Linked DNA regions of Homo sapiens: region 1 is linked to region 2. Evidence: read pairs that join two places in POLR2A ChIA-PET (ENCODE). Cell type or tissue: OCI-LY7. All regions are shown on one strand. Links, peaks and the distances in the headings refer to the core of each region. The heading gives the core; the rest is flanking DNA. Region 1 overlaps UBE2O (ubiquitin conjugating enzyme E2 O). Region 2 overlaps LOC105371896 (a long non-coding RNA gene).

Region 1 (8,333 bases), core at 81-8,080, 180 kb after region 2:
TTACCCTGCCCCTTGCTCTGCCCAAGGTACCTCAATCTGGTGCATAAGCCTCTGCTCTCTCACTCGCCAGCAAAGGGGATTGAGTATTTTCTGGTTTGCAGAATTCAAAGAGATGACTTGGGAAGTTTCATCCCTCCCTATACAGACTGTCAACTAATCATAATCCCTCTGCTTTTAGGCCCAAACCTTATTCCCACCTTGAGTGCCACCAATTGCCTCCAATTCCTGATGCTTTCTAAAGTGCTTTTCCTTGGTGTTTTTCCGCAGGTACCAACATTTCAGCCTCTGCTCTGCTCAGTCTTCTGTTTGCCTTCCACCTTCTAGAAATTGGAGATCTTTTGTTATTGTTTTCTCTCCCATTCTGTGTCCTTGTGGGTTTATACATCTAAAAACAATTATTTTGCTGTTATTTTAGCAGAGTTTCTAGGGGAAGTAGATTTAAATGAATATGTTCAATCTACCATGTTTACCTAAAGTATGCTAACCGAAGATTTTTTTTTTCAATTTGAGAGCAGGTACTATTTATTAACTGACCAGATTAGAAAAATAATCACGGTAGACACCGCAGTTCATTCTTCTAAGAAGCCTGTGGATCTGGCCCTCCCTGTTGGCAGCAGCTCCATTTTCTACAAAATGGGTGGTCTTTTTCTTCATTCCACTTTGTGGAGAGGATAACTTGAAGGGCCACAGTATAGAGCTCATGAATCAGATCCTCGATGCAGATGATGCCATATTGACCATGAGACTGATCAATCAAAGTGTTATCTGTCAAAGCAATTCGCTTCTTATTGATTTTGCCACGGCCATGCTTGTAGATGAGTTTATTTACTGATTTCAGATTTGGGTTCCCCTTGTAATACATGGTTTCACAATCCTCAGCATGTTAACTGAAGGTCTGCTGAACTTCACAAAGGTTCCATTAAAGATCTGACAAAGGCAAAGAAGCTGCAACATCTTTTGGCCCTTTGGGCTCACACCACTGATACCTCTGACCCTGATGACAAATGCCAATTCGGGTTCTGCAGGCACAAAAAAGTTGCCAGCTTTTCTTGCCATCCTAGCCTTTCAAATTTCAGTTCTGTACATCTGCCTAGATTCCTTGTGGTAGTGCTTCACTTCTTCGTGCATAAGTTTCCTCCCTGCCTTTTGAAGCATCTTTTGGGCAAACTTCTTATTCAGGTGCTTGATCTTTAGTTCTGTGAAATTCCTTTGCTTTTTCCCAAGGGTTTCTGGCACAACAGGAAGCTGCTGCTTCTCTTCGACACCCTCCATGGTTCCAGCCAAAAAAGAGGCAACCGGAGGTTTTTAATCTTTGTTTTGCAAAGTACTTATATACAACTAGATCTGAAGATGAAGGAGAAGTAATAAGTCAACAAAAGCCGGCCACGGTGGCTCATGCCTGTAATCCCAGCACTTTGGGAGGCTGAGGTGGGTAGATCACTTGCAGTCAGGAGCTCAAGAGCAGCCTGGCCAACATGGTGAAATCCCGCCTCTACTAAAGATACAAAAAAAAATTAGCTGGGCGTGCTGGTGCACGCCTGTAATCCCAGCTACTTGGGAGGCTGAGGCAGGAGAATTGCTTGAATCCGGGAGGCACAGGTTGCAGTGAGCCGAGATCGCACTCCAGCCTGGGCGACAGGGTGCTCTGTCTCAAAAAAAAAGTCAACAAAACCCAGGAAATCACAAATTCAAAAATTAGCCATCCTTAGTTCAGACATTCACCTACTCACCAATTCATTTTGATGGACTCTCCTCATGTTGCTATTCTGAGATGTGAAATAGTGGGTAGGGAAAAGAAAGACTATTAGGGCCAGACACTGTGGCTCACACCTGTAATCCCAGGAGCTGGGAAGCCCAGCGGGGGGGACTGCTTGAAACCAGGAGTTTGGGACCAGCCTGGGCCAAGACTCCATCTCTATGAAAAAGTAAAATTAAGAATAAAAAATTTTAAAAAGAACAGCTCCATTAGAAACTCCCCCAGACACCTGAAAGGGCCACACATCCGCTCCTACAAATGGCTTTTTGTTTCAAATGTTAAAGAAAGTTTAAGTCCCATGGATTGCTGTGATCTAACCATGACAGTCAGAACTGATCCAGGCTTAGGGTGGAAGACACTCCCTGTCAGTGTCACGCAGCAGGCATGGATAAATCCACACTTTACACACTCACAAAATTAGATTAGATTCTTAAAAGGCTAAACTAAAAACAATCACTGAGAAAGTCACCAAACATAAATAGCAGCACATGTGCCCCTCAGCAGACAGCCACACAGCATGGAGAATCTGTGAGGCAGCAGCAGCCAAGAGCCTTTGGAAACTCAAGGCCCCCTATCGCCAGGCACACACACCCGACACTCTCATGCACATTTCGGCACAACCATGTCTTAGACCCGTCAAACTGCTACGGAAAGGACTCAGTTATCAAAGTATGTTCCTGTCAATCCACAAATATTTCATCATCCCACTGTGTAAGAAGTACTATAATTGTACTATGAGAGAGACTCAAAAGAAATAGATTGTATGGTCTCCGCCTTAGAAAGACTTATACCCAGCATGCCACGGTACATGTGACTGGTAAATATTTGAAAGCTTGCCCACTGTCCAAGAAAACCTATTTAGCAACCCCTTTCTCATCCTAGGATGCTTGTGGAGCCCCAGATTTAAAACAATTACATCTGTGTTCCTGGAAAGACTTAGGACTTAAAGCCCTTTCAGTTTCTAAGGGTCTTAAGCATACTGAAATAGGAAAGGGGGTTAAATCCCAACATAATGCAAAATGGCTAGCACAGATCCCAATGACACTGACAGGCACCTGCCACAAGAGGTAGCCCACCTGCGAGACTCCATGGGAGAGAGGGAAGATCCAAATGCAGGGTGTAATAAGCAGACCAACAGAAAACTCAGTTCAAAAATAAGCACAGGACTTATTTGAATAAACATTTATCTAAAGAAGATATACACATGGCCAATAAGCACATGAAAAGATGCTCAGCATCACTCATCACTAGGAATGCATGCCAAATCACAATGCAATACCCATGCATGCCCACTAGGATGGCTATAAACAAAGTGACAGTCACAAGCATTGGTGAGCATGTGGAGAAACTGGAACCCACCAACATTGCTGGTGGGTATGTAAAATGGTGCAGTTGCTTCAGAAAGCAGTTTGGCAGTTGCTCAAAATGCTAAACATAGATTTACCTACCATACGACCCAACAACTCCTCTCCTGGGTATAATATCCAAGAGAATTGAAAATATACATTCACACAAAAACGTGGACTTGAATGCTTATAGCAGCATTATTCAGAATAGCCAAAAGGTGAAAATGACACAACAACAAATGTCCATCAACTAATGAATGGATACACAAAATGTGATCTATCCATATGATAGAATATTATTCAACAATAAAAACAAATGAAGTACTGATACATGCTACAACATGGATGAACCTTGAAAACATCACGTTAAATAAATCAGTCACGAAGGCCACATCTAGTATGCTTCCATTTATATGAAATGTCCAAAATAGGCAAACCCACAGAGACAGAACATGGCTTCCAGGAGTTGGGAGGGGTGCAGGGAAATATGGTATGACTCCTAATGGGTATGAGGTTTCTTTTTAGGGTGATGAAAATGTTCTAAAATTAGATAGCGGTGATGACCGTACAACCGTTTGAGTATACTAAAAACCACTTGAACTGCACACTTTAAAAGGGTGAATTTTATGGTATGTGAATTGTCTCAATAAACCTTTTTTTTTTTAAGAGATGGGGTCTCGATCGCTTGAACCCAGGAGGTGGAGTGAGTATTGCGCCACTGCATTCCAGCCTGGGTGACAGAGCGAGACTCCATCTCAGAAAAAAAAAAAAGAGAGAGAGAGATGGGGTTTCGGCCAGTGCGGTGGCCTGTAATGCCAGCACTTTGGGAGGCCAAGGTAGGAGGATCGCTTGAGGAAAGGAGTTTGAGACCAGCCTGGGCAACATAGTGAGATGGTGACTCTACAAAAAACTTAAAAAGAAATGAAAATTAGCCAGGCGTGGCGGTGCGCGCCTACAGGCCCAGCTACAGTGTTTCCTGTAAATCCTGTGCTATCAATTCTATTTTTCAAGTCAAATACCAGAACTTGTCTCAAACTATACTCACCAGAAGACAAAAACGAGCCCTCCTAACATCTTCTACTCTTAGAAATTAGATGAGTGTCCTCCTATAGACTTTTATTTCCTAAGAAAGAAGTCTGTTTTCTTTGTCTGTGGCTTCCATCCATCTTACTTAACCACGTAAGCCTCTCTGGGCCTGACTATAAAATAAGGGGCTCCAGCGAAATGACCCCGAGGATCCCTTCCAGTCTTACCACTATAGACCTAGACATACATGGAAACCCAGCACACAGTCCTATCTCAGAGGTTCAGATGAAGACCCCACCTGCAATAAGCACACGGTGGCTGAAAACTCCTTCTTATTCTGATGTTCCCAGCACAGAAAAGGAAAGTGAGAGGGGCAAGGGTCTATGGGAGAAACGGAGAGGAAGGAAACCCCAACGCGTAGGAAACACAGTCCTACCCTGGAAATCACAGGGCACATTTGTCTTCCTGGAAACTGTAAAGGACACGCCAATAGTCCTGCCATGAACTGTGTTACCTGAGATATGTCTCACAGGAATCACATGAAGAAAAAAGGATTCCAAGCATGAATTAGGGTGACTCCTCGTCCTGGGGAAAGGCAACAGAACCCACCTTATATGGCCGTGGTTTGCTTTTGGGTTGTGGAGAGTCCTTTTAAGAGTCTTGCCTTGGCTTCTGCAAGGAGCTCAGAGTGGTCCCACACTGCTAACACAAACTAAGCAATTCCGACATGGCAAAGGTCAGGAGTGAAGTCGAAAGGCACCTGCGATGTTCTGGAAATGCTTTTTCACTTAAGCTTTTTTTTTTTTTTTTTTTTAAAAAAACAAACAAAAAAACAACTTTGTCTCTGCCCTCACAAAGGTCTTCTGGGTCAAATACCTCTGTTATAGTCCTTCCACCTCCATCGGTGGTACCTCTGGCTACTGAGAAAACCCTGCCCCAATAGAGGGGCTCGGGCGCGCCCATCCAGGGATCATGGATTCCTACACTATCCCCAAAATGGCAGAGCTGGGCTCTCCCTGCAGTGGCACACTAGGCTGGATTTAGCCCAACAGCCTGGCACAAAGGACAACAATGAGGAGAGGAAAGGGGAGGTGACGCACCTGGCAAGGCACTAAGGGATGAGATGCACCAAGCCAGCTGTGAGTCACCACGAAGCAAACGGGAAGGTCAGGATCCAGATCCAGGTTTGTCTGAATCCAAAGCTCTGACCTGCCAAATACAGAGCAGTTGTACAGAAAGCTACTATTTATGTAAAAAGCTAAAATATAAAAAAGGTATACTCACACACATAGAGTTTGGTCACAGTGGCTATCCCTGGAGAGTGAAAATGGTAGGAGGGAGACAAACATTTCACTACATATTTGTTTAAACCTTTTGAATGTTGTGATATTTGCATATATTATCTGTTTAAATATACAGATACACACACACACACATACACACACACACACACACACACACACACACACACACACAAAGATTAAGATTTAGTTTTCAGGTTGGCCTTACGAGGCAGACAAGCTAATTCGCAATATTCCCCCCGTTTACTGCATGGGCTTGGAAACACAGGGAAACAGACGCAGAGCTAAATTATCCCCCAGCAGCAGTGACCACTGGTCAGGTGCTGTGCTGAGCCCTCTCGAAGGTGATCTCGTGCAATCCCCAGTAACTACAAGATTCTGTCTTTTCTAGTCATGGACACTAAGCAATCACAGGTCTACATGCCCTCTCTAAGCCCTGTGTCTGAGGCCTTCTCTGGCTCACCTAACGCCTCTCAGTCCAGCCCTATGCTCGGGAGCCACATTCCCTGAGCTGAAGGCACGACAGACCAGCCTGTCCCGCAAAGCTCAGTGACACCCCGGCACAGAGGGGACAGAAAACAGTTAGCAAAAGGCCCAGTCAGCTGGCCAGAGTTCTAGCCCTCTAGATGCTGCTGACTAGCTGGGGATCCTGCAGATGTCACATCAAATTCTCATCATCGTTAGGCCCCGTGCGGTGGCTCACGCCTGTAATCCTAGCACTTTGGGAGGCTGAGACGGGCGGATCACCTGAGCTCAGGAGTATGAGACTAGCCTGGGCAACATGGCGAAAGCCTGTCTCTACTAAAATACAAAACATTAGCCAGGCATGGTGGTGTGCACCTGTAATCCCAGCTACTCAGGAGGCTGAGGCAGGAGAATTGCTTGAACCCGGGAGGCGGAGGTTACAGTGAGCCGAGATAGCACCATTGCACTCCAGCCTGGGCAACAAGAGCAAACTCCATCTCAAAAATTAATTAATTTATTAATTAATTAACAAATAAAAGACTAGAACAGCCATCCACTGAAATAATAAAGAGAAGTTATCCCCGAGTGGTAGAATTATGGGTGACTTTTTTTTTACCCACCTTTCCTATGTCCTTGCACTTTTGTATTAAGTATATAAATAACTTAATAGACCAATCAGGAATAAAGCTATAAATCTAAGGCAAATAAGAGGATGACTCCAGCAATTTTTCTTCGGTGCTGGATTGTCAGAGACTGAAGAACAGACTATTACACCTGGGACTTTCCCTCCTTGCTGGACCCTGAATCCCCGAGAGCCTAGACGATGCCTCCAGGCCCCTGCCCTGCACGCTGTCCCTCGCCTGCTGCTGCTCTGGTGTCCAGCCACCACCTCTCTACTCAAAAGTGCTATCCAAGGTTCCTCACAACTCCCAAACTGCCTCTCTTTACAAAGCATCCTACTTGACCCCTTGCCCTGACATCAAAAGCCACTGGCTAGCACCCTCCTTCTGAACAAAATTCAAAAAAGGTAACGCCTCTTAGGACAGAGTATAAAATGGGGATTAGTGAAAGATCAACGAGGAGCATTTATTTCAACATTTAAAAGGCAATTATGCTAGGCTGGGTGCAGTGGCTCATGCCTTTGAGAGGTCAAGGTGGGCAGATCACTTGAGGTCAGCAGTTCCAGACCAGCCTGGCCAACATGTTGAAACCATTTCTACTAAAAATGCAAAACAAACAACAACAACAAAACAATTAGCTGGCATGGTGGTGGGCACCCATAATCCTAGCTGCTCAGGAGGCTGAGGCAGGAGAATCGCCTGAACCTAGGAGGTAGAGGTTGCAGTGAGCTGAGATCCCACCACTGTACTCCAGCCTGGGCAACAAAGTGAGACTCCATCTTTAAAAAAAAAAAAAAAAGGTGGCAGGGCACAGTGGCTCACTCCGGTAATCCCAGCACTTTGGGAGGCCAAGGCAGGCGGATCACGAGGTCAGGAGATCGAGACCATCCTGGCTAACACGGTGAAACCCCGTCTCTACTAAAAATACACAAAATTAGCCGGGCGTGGTGGCGGGCACCTGTAGTCCCAGCTACTCAGGAGCCTGAGGCAGGAGAATGGCATGAACCTGGGAGGCGGAGCTTGCAGTGAGCCAAGATCATGCCACTGCACTCCAGCCTGGGCGACAGAGCGAGATTCCATCTCAAAAAAAAAAAAAAAGAAAAAGAAAAAAAAAGGCAATTATGTTAAATGCAATGTAGTATCCTGGATTGGATCCTGGAAAAGAAAACTAATCCAAATAAAAGTGTATGGTTTAGATAACAGTATGTGGCTGATGTTAATATCTTTTTTGCGAGATGCAGTCTCACCACAATGCCCAGGCTGGCCTTGAACTCCTGGACCCAAGCGATCCTCCCTCTGGCCTCAACCTCCTGAGTAGCTTGGATTACAGGCACGTGCCACTGTGCCTGGCTCAATGTCAATTTTTTTACTTTCGACAAATATATATCATGATATGTAAGATGTGAACATTAGGGAAAACTGGGTGAAGGGGATACGAGGACTTTCTGTATGATCTTTGAAACTGTTCTATAAATCTAAAAAATGTTTGTTTAGAAACTGCAATTATGAGGTTATGAAATAGGACAGCAATAAGAATTAAAGGAAGATGGGGGACAGGCTAAATACACGCTTCGAAGGGAGGTGTCTCTCGTTGCCTGGATGCCTCCAGGCATCTAATTTGCAATGTGTTCAAAACGGAATCTCCCTCCCCACTCCTCTGTCCACACTGCTATTACCGGCAGGACCAGCCACCTGGCCATGCTCATGAGAAGCTTGAGTCTCTGCCACGCTTCCCTCTTCTTACTGCCTTTTGGTAGGTGACCACATGTCTACATCCACTGCTTTTAGAAAAGGTTTTTCTAAAAGCTATAAAACTTAA
Region 2 (8,333 bases), core at 15-8,014:
CTCAGGTGATCTGCCCACCTTGGCCTCCCAGAGTGCTGGGATTACAGATATGAGCCACTGCGCTCAGCCTCTTTTCTAATGTTTTTGATCCATGGTTGATTGGATCCATGGATATGGAACTCAGGGACTTGAAGGATCAACTTCATAAAGCTCTAGAGTCAAACAGAGCAAAGTTCAAAATCCAGGTCTTCCATTATTGGCTGTGTATCTGGGAAAGTTCTTTGACTTCTCTGAGTTCATTTATGCTTCATCCATGAGAACATCTAAGAGCTCTTTGAACATTAAGTTAGCCAAAGCATGTGCAGCCCTCACACAGTTCCTGACATACAGCGGGTGCTCAATGAATGCTAACTTTTTTAATTAAAAAAAAAAAAAAGCTGGCTGGGCATGATGGCTCATGCCTGTAATCCCAGCACTTTGGGAGGCAGAGGCAGGCGGATCACTTGAGGCCAGGAGTTCAAGACCAGCCTGGCCAACATGGTGAAACCGCTTCTCTACTAAAAATACAAAAATTAGCTGCATGTGGTGGTGGGTGCCTGTAATCCCAGCTACTTGAGAGGCTGAGGCAGGAGAATTGCATGAACCCGGGAGGCAGAGGTTGCAGTGACCCGAGATCGCACCACTGCACTCCAGCCTGGGTGACAGAGCGAGACTCCATCTCAAAAGCAAAAACAAAGCAAAAAAAATCCCTTCTTTAACAAAGAGATTAGCTTCCAAAAAAATAATTTTTAAGGCTAGGCGTGGTGGCTCACGCCTGTAATCCCAGCACTTTGGGAGGCCGAGGCAAGCAGATCACGAGGTCAGGAGATCGAGACCATCCTGGCCAACATGGTGAAACCCCATCTCTACTAAAAATACAAAAAAAAATTAGCCAGGTGTGGTGGCGGGCACCTGTAGTCCCAGCTACTTGGGAGGCTGAGGCAGGAGAATGGTGTGAACCCAGGAGGCAGAGCTTGCAGTGAGCCGAGATTGAGCCACTGCACTCCAGCCTGGGTGACAGTGAGAGACTCCGTCTCAAATAATAATAATAATAATAATTTTAAAGTCAGAGTTTCTGGATTTCCAAGTCAGGATATGTATTTGAGAGTCTGCCCAAGATGAAACCGAGGTCCACGCACTTCCCATACCAGGTGAAGGCAGAGCCCAGGGGTTTCGATTTCCTGAGACATCACTTTTCTGTGTTCATTGAAACTCAAAATGCCAGAAACATGTCTCCCTTATCACGTGTGGTGGCTGCTAAAGGGCCAGAGAAAAAGATAGCCCAGCCCTGCTCCTTCTTAACAAAGTACTGCCAACAAGTCACTGCACTAGAAGAAAGCAAGGCCCCTAATCGGCCCTCTTGCCCCTGCTGTCTGGATTAGCCATCTGTGGACGTGTGTGGTGTGTGTATTTGCGGATGTGTGTATTTGTGGGTCAGAGTTTGTCTGCCATTGTTTTGGGGGGTTTGCTTTTTGTTTTGAGATACGGTCACCAGGCTGGAATACAGTGGCATGAACGTGGCCCACAGCAGCCTCGACCTCCTGTGCTCAGGCGATCCTCCCACCTCAGCCTCCTGAGGAGCTGGGACTAAAGTGCGCCACCACACCCGGCTATTTTTTTTAAGAGATAGGGTCTCACTATGTTGCCCAGGTTGGTCTCGAACTCCTGGGCTCAGGTGATCCTCCCGCCTCAGCCTCCCAAAGTGCTGGAATTATAGGCGTGAGCCACCGTGCACGGCCTTCTGCCATTGTTAACTTCTCACTTAAGTGCCATTTGCTAACTAGAAAGAATGTTCAAGTTCACTGAGTTGGGGCCAGCTCTCCAGGGCTCATAGTTCAGGAATTTTGCCAGCCAGTTGTTAAATTGTTGGTAGCGTAATGGGAGTATTTACAACACAGAAACCATCAAATGCTGCAAATCACAGCTTCCTCCCATTCTCCAGAGCCAGTTTACCAGCATACCCCTGGTCTTAGGTTTCTTCTAATCCCCCAGAAGGGCTGGGTACATTGCTTCCCATATAGAAAGTGCTCACTAAATGAATGACTATTTAGTTGTTGTTGTTGTTGTTGTTTTGAGACGGAGTCTCCCTCTGTAGCCCAGGCTGATGTGCAATGGCGCAATCTTGACTCACTGCAACCTCTGCCTCCCAGGTTCAAGTGATTCTCCTGCCTCAGCCTCCCGAATAGCTGGGATTACAGGTGAATGCCACCATGCCCAGCTAATTTTTGTATTTTTAGTAGAGATAGGGTTTCACCATGCTGGTAAGGCTGGTCTTGAACTCCTGACCTCAGGTGATCCACCTGCCTTGGCCTCCCAAAGTGCTGGGATTATAGGCGTGAACCACCGAGCCCAGCCAAGAATAGTCATTTTTGAGCAATGACTCTGTCCAAGCACTTTGGAATGCGTTGTCACCCGAGCTGGAGTGCAGTGGTGTGATCACAGTTCACTGCAGTCTCAACCTCCTGGGCTCAAGCGATCCTCCCACCTGAGCCTCATTTAATCTTCAAAACAACCCTAAGAGATAAGTATTATTGTTCCCACTTCCCAGATGAGGAAACTGGAACTCAAGTAGGCACAGGGAGCAGGAACTGGCCCCAGGTTCTTCCAGGTTCAAAGTCCTACATTTTACCCATGGATCATCATCTCACCAGCCTCTGTGGGGAAAGCCTGCCTGGGTGCCAGCCCTACTGCCCACCAAGCTAGCGGAGTGATTCTCCCAGGGTGGTGCCAGTGACAAAGGGCAATGCATGGGGACGTCTCCATCATTGTCACACCACCACCTCCACCTTCACTGTGCCTCTCTCTAGGTTTAATCTTTCTTCCTTTTCCTCCTCACTTCCCTCTGTATTATCAATCTCCTTCCTGTATCGGGACTATTTCCTCAACAGGCCCGGGGAAGCTCTTGTCTATGGAAGTCCTCTTTGGCCTTAAGCTTCCCTCTAAGAGCTCCAGCAGATGAGTAACCTGTCCTCCTGCAAACACTGCCATGAAGTGCGTAGGCAGCTGCCTGCCTTCAGGGCTGGATGGACACCCTGTTTCCTTGCTCAATCCCTTCTGATGACTGGACTCTGTACACAGTGTGGTCAGTGGGTCAGCTCTGATCTGGAAGCTCCCAAAGGCAGGACACAAGATTTTCTCTGACTGTTCCCAGGCCCCAGGGCGTGTTGGGCACGGGAGCGTGTGGCACGGATGTTGTTCGTGATGAGGCATATTCTAGTGGTTTCCCAATTCGGTTGTGTACAACCCAGTGCTCTAGTGTTCAGTAAATACTTCCTTCCTCTTTAGGCAGAACACTGGCTCTGTGTTTTATTAACAGCACCTCATGCCTGGCCCAAAGAATGATTTGTGTGGCTTGGGCTGTTGGGGTCAGAAATGGCATTCATTCATCATTCACTCTGGAGGTGCTGTGTTTCTGAAGGAGAAGGGGACCTATCCTGGCAAACAAATCAGGGGCTTTATGGTAAACAAACTCCTCTCTTCCCAGCACTTGTTTCTTGCTCTCTGTTTTTGATTTTCTCTCTCTTTCACTTTTTTTTTTTTTTCACTATACCCGGGCTTCCTGAGTTCCTGACAATTTCTAAAGCCTCAAGCATGATCTCATCAGAAACTCTGGCTTCTTTTAACATTTCTTTCCCTTCTGCTGAGTCCTAGTCCATTTAAATTTCCTCTGTGACTCTGGGAATTTTTTTTCCTTGAGACACAGTCTCGCTCTTGTTGCCCAGGCTGGAAGTGCAATGGGCTGATCTCAGCTCACTGCAATCTCTGCCTCCCAAGTTAAAGCGATTCTCCTGCCTCAGTCTCCCAAGTAGCTGGGACTACAGGCATGCACCACCATGCCCGGCTGATTTTGTATTTTTAACAGAGACGGGGTTTCACCATATTGGTCAGACTGACCTCAAACTCCTGACCTCAAATGATCCGCCCACCTCGGCCTCCCAAAGTGCTGAGATTACAGGCGTGAGCCACCGCGCCCAGCCGGACTCTGGGATTTAAAGATAACCAAGTGAAAATAGGTTCATCCTCTTTGACTCACAGCCTGGCTGCCTGTGGAGGCAATGAGGAGCTGACATTCACCTGACCCCCGTCCTCTACTTTCGGGTATGCAGAGGCTCTCTTTTGCTGCCCGCGTCAAGTTAGAAGAGGCCACATGATTCTTCGGGACAGTGAACCATGAACAAAGGTGTACTGCAGTCATGTGTTGCTTAAAGACCCGTATACGCTCCGAGAAATGCGTCATTAGGCGATTCTGTCGTCGTGTGAACATTCTAGAGTGTACTCACACACACCTAAATGGGCTAGCCTACCACACACCTAGGCCATGTGGCATAGCCATTGCTCCCAGGCTACAAACCTATCCAGCATGTTACTATACTAAATACTGTAGGGAATTGTAGCACAGTGGTGAAGTATTTGTCCATCTAAACATAGAAAAGCACTTTGGGAGGCCAAGGCGGGCAGATGACTTGAGGTCAGGAATTTGAGACCAGCCTGGCTAACATGGTGAAACCCTATCTCTACTAAAAATACAAAAATTAGCCAGGCATGGTGGCAGGTGCCTGTAATCCCAGCTACTCAAGAGGCTGAGGCAGGAGAATCGCTTGAACCCGGGAGGCGGAGGTTGCAGTGAGCCGAGATCAGGCCATTGCACTCTAGCCTGAGGGACAGAATAAGACTCCGTCTCAAAAAAAATAAAAAATAAATAAATAAACATAGAAAAGATACAGTAGAAATACAGCATTCTAATTGAGTGGGCCCACCTTCACAGACGCAACCCATCATTGACAGAAAGGTCGTTATGCAGCGTGTGCTGTGCTCCCAGGCTAAGCGTTTCATTGCCGATGCTCAGCTCTTCAGTCCTCTCATTGTCTGCTGGCATGTTCCATATGGTGCAAAGTGCCAGAGAGGACATCGTTATGGCTTATGGCTTGTATATTGCAGCTACTCAAATAAAAAAAATTATTAATTTGGGAGATAAACTGGGAGATCAAGGTTCCAAAGGAGGAGAGGTTCGCCCCAGGGTCACATACAAGGGGAGCAGTGGAGAAACTGCATGGGCTGTGAAGGGGGCTGTATTGAGGATTTCACCAGTGGCTGGGAAACGGTGAGCTAGGAGACGTCGACGTCTTCAGAGGAGGATCAGGACTTGGGGGAATTTGTGGGTTCCCTGGCAGCCTCACAGTGGTTGTCAGACCCTTCCCTCTTTGGAATGTGCCATCACAAGGCATTACATGCAATAGGTGTAATGACGGTGCACTAGCAGGCACACAGTAGGGAGACTGACCTAATGCACAGTAGGTAGACATTAGTGCATTAACACACACACATAGTAGGACTGACTGTCAGCATACTAGCAGGCACACACAATAGCTGGCAGGCCTTGACCACGGACAGAGTATTTTTCTCTACACTGTGGAAGAATATCTGAGGTCCTCTTGAGAAGCGTGAACTACATTCAGCTAATTTTTTATATTTCGTAGAAATGGGTTCTTGCTTTTTTGCCCAGGCTGGTCTTGAACTCCTGGGCTCAAGCGATCCACCCGCCCACTCGCCTCAGCCTCCCACAGTGCTGGGACTATGGGTGTGAGCCACCGTGCCCAGCTCTGCATTTTATTTTTTGAGAAAAAACAATCATACACCCAAAGTGTGTTTATAATTTACATGCACAATTAAAAAAAAAAAGACAGAGGCCAGGTACGGTGGCTCACACCTGTAATCTCAGCACTTTGGCAGGCTGAGGCAGGTGGACCACCTGAGGTCTGGAGTTCGAGACCAGCCTGATCAACATGGTGAAACACTGTCCCTACTAAAAATACAAAAATTAGTTGGGCACAGTGGCTAATGCCTGTAATCCCAGCTACTTGGGAGGCAGAGGCAGGAGAATCACGTGAACCCGGGAGGTGGAGATTGTAGTGAGCCGAGATTGCACCATTGCACTCCAGCATGGGCAACAACAGCTAAACTCCGTCTCAGAAAAAAACAAAACAAAACAGGATCTCGCTCTGTCACCCAAGTTGGAGTGCTGTGGAGATCTCGGCTCACTGCAGCCTCGTGCCTCTCAGGTTCAAGCAATTCTCATGCCTCAGCCTCCCGAGTAGCTGGAATTACAGGCGCATGCCACCACACCTAATTTTTGTATTTTTAGTAGAGACGGGGTTTTGCCATGTTGGCTAAGCTGGAATATACACAATTTAAAGAATAATAAACAATCACCTGTGTCCCCGACACAGAATTTAAGAAGTCCAAGACCTTTGAAGACTCTTGAATGACCTCTCCCAGATGCATATCCTCCTTTCTTCACCAGAGACTCAGTATCCTCCAATTTGCATTAATCGGTCCCTTGCTTTTCATTGTCATTTAATCCTATACATGTGTATCCCTGAGCAATGCATTGTGGGTTGGCACATTGATTCCACTGCATATGTGACCCAGTCCCTCTCCCTAACTTCTGGTGGGTGAGCTCAGTGGAGTTCTCTTACCAAGGTAGATTCCTCCAAGCAAGGGCTGGCCCTTTTTCCGTTTTCTGTGACCTCAGACAGCGACTCTGACCCAAACGAGCAACCACAGGTCATAAGGAGATAATCCAAGAAGGCTCCTTAGAGCAGGGAAAATTGAACCTGGGAAGGATTTGGATAAACAGGAAGGGGAAGAAAGGGAATTTTTGGAAGAGAGAACAGTGCAAACCAAAGCAAGTTCATAGCCACACACATTCAGGGCATCTGTTGGGAGCCTGTGGGGGTGCTAAGTTTGGACAGGCAATGGCTGGAATGAACGTGCTCTGGGCAGTGAAGGAGACGGGGTGGGGGGCATACATCCTTCATCCATGAAAAGCGGCACATGCTGTCAGGTTGGCCCAGAGATGCCTCAGATTCATCAGGTAAGGCTCAGCCATACCGAGGTAACAGACAGTTTTCCTTCTCACCCATACAAAGGCGGCTGCAGTGACTCAAGAAAATCTCCCCTTGGGGCAGTAATATCATGACCCATATGGGGAATCTTCCCTCCTCTCTCCCAGCTGTGAGTTGACAAACTGTAGCCGTGAAGCTGCTGCCAGTTTTTGTAAATAAAGTTTTGCTGAAAATTAGCCAGGCATGCTGGTGCTCCCCTGTGGTCCCAGGTACTCAGGAAGCTGAGGCAGGAGGATGGCTTGAGCCTGGGAGGTCCAGGCTGCAGTGAGGTAAGAAGGAGCCACTGGACTCCAGCCTGGGTGATTGAGACCCTGTCTCAAAAAAAATTTTTTTTATTGGAACACAGCTATAGAAATTTTTTTTTTTTTTTTGAGACTGAGTCATGCTCTGTAGTCCAGGCTAGAGTGCAATGGCGCTATCTCGGCTCACTGCAATCTCCGTCTCGCAGGCTCAAGCAATTCTCGTGCCTCAGCCTCCCAAGTATCTGAGATTACAGGTGCCCGCCCCCACGCCTGGCTAATTTTAAGTAGATACAGGGTTTCACCATGTTAGCCACGCTGGTCTCAAACTCCTAACCATAGTGTGTCCGGAATTGGTGGGTTCTTGGTCTCACTGACTTAAAAGAATGAAGCCGCCAACGTTACAGCTCTTAACGTGGCGCGTCTGGAGTTTGTTCCTTCTGACGTTCAGATGTGTTCAGAGTTTCTCCCTTCTGGTGGGTTCGTGGTCTCGCTGGCTCAGGAGTGAAACTGCAGAACTTTGCTGTGAGTGTTACAGCCCTTAAGGTGGTGCATAGCACTAGCAAGATTTATTGCAAAGAACAAAGCTTCCACAGTGTAGAAGAGGATCAGACCAGGTTGCCACTGCTAGCTCCGGCAGCCTGCTTTTATTCTCTTATCTGGCCCCACCCACATCCTGTTGATTGGTAGAGCCCAGTGGTCTGTTTTGACAGGGCACTGATTGGTGCGTTTACAATCCCTGAGCTACACACAAAGGTTCTCCACGTCCCCACCAGATTAGCTAGATACAGAGCGTCTACACAAAGGTTCTCTAAGGCCCCACCAGAGTAGCTAGATACAGAGTGCCGATTGGTGCATTCACAAACCCTGAGCTAGACACAGGGTGCTGATTGGTGTGTTTACAAACCTTGAGCTAGATACAGAGTGCCGATTGGTGTATTTAGAATCCCTGAGCTAGACATAAAGGTTCTCCAAGGCCCCACCAGAGTAGCTAGATACAGAGTGTCGATTGGTGCATTCACAAACCCTGAGCTAGACACAGGGTGCTGATTGGTGTGTTTACAAACCTTGAGCTAGATACAGAGTGCCGATTGGTGTATTTAGAATCCCTGAGCTAGACATAAAGGTTCTCCAAGGCCCCACCAGAGTAGCTAGATACAGAGTGTCGATTGGTGCATTCACAAACCCTGAGCTAGACAGGATGCTGATT

What was found. ChIA-PET counts read pairs that join two places held together with the same protein. Peaks named below come from ENCODE experiments on the same cell type or tissue, not always from the same donor. Only the 100,000 strongest peaks of a DNase experiment are listed, where the experiment ranks them.
Region 1: POLR2A ChIA-PET joins it to region 2 with 5 read pairs; 5 of 35 experiments call an interaction of 5 or more read pairs at or near these places.

What each region holds. Positions count from the first base shown.
Region 1 is chr17:76,429,853-76,438,185 of GRCh38, forward strand. All of the region lies in intron 1 of UBE2O (ubiquitin conjugating enzyme E2 O), which reads right to left. It also overlaps the pseudogene RPL7P49. Among named protein-coding and RNA genes, the nearest start is that of UBE2O, 19 kb to the right of the region's middle. RefSeq lists enhancers at 4,009-4,509, 6,875-7,376. In OCI-LY7, for the core only: CTCF peaks have their summits at 3,027 and 3,234; DNase peaks (open chromatin) are centred at 2,299, 3,039 and 4,068; H3K4me3 peaks cover 3,348 bases; H3K27ac peaks cover 4,740 bases.
Region 2 is chr17:76,249,176-76,257,508 of GRCh38, forward strand. LOC105371896 (a long non-coding RNA gene) reads right to left here. Exons shown (of 6, transcript XR_007065913.1): 4 at 6,456-6,593; 5 at 4,737-4,917. Among named protein-coding and RNA genes, the nearest start is that of UBALD2, 12 kb to the right of the region's middle. RefSeq lists an enhancer at 2,935-3,004. In OCI-LY7, for the core only: no CTCF peak of the experiment used is centred there; a DNase peak (open chromatin) is centred at 3,236.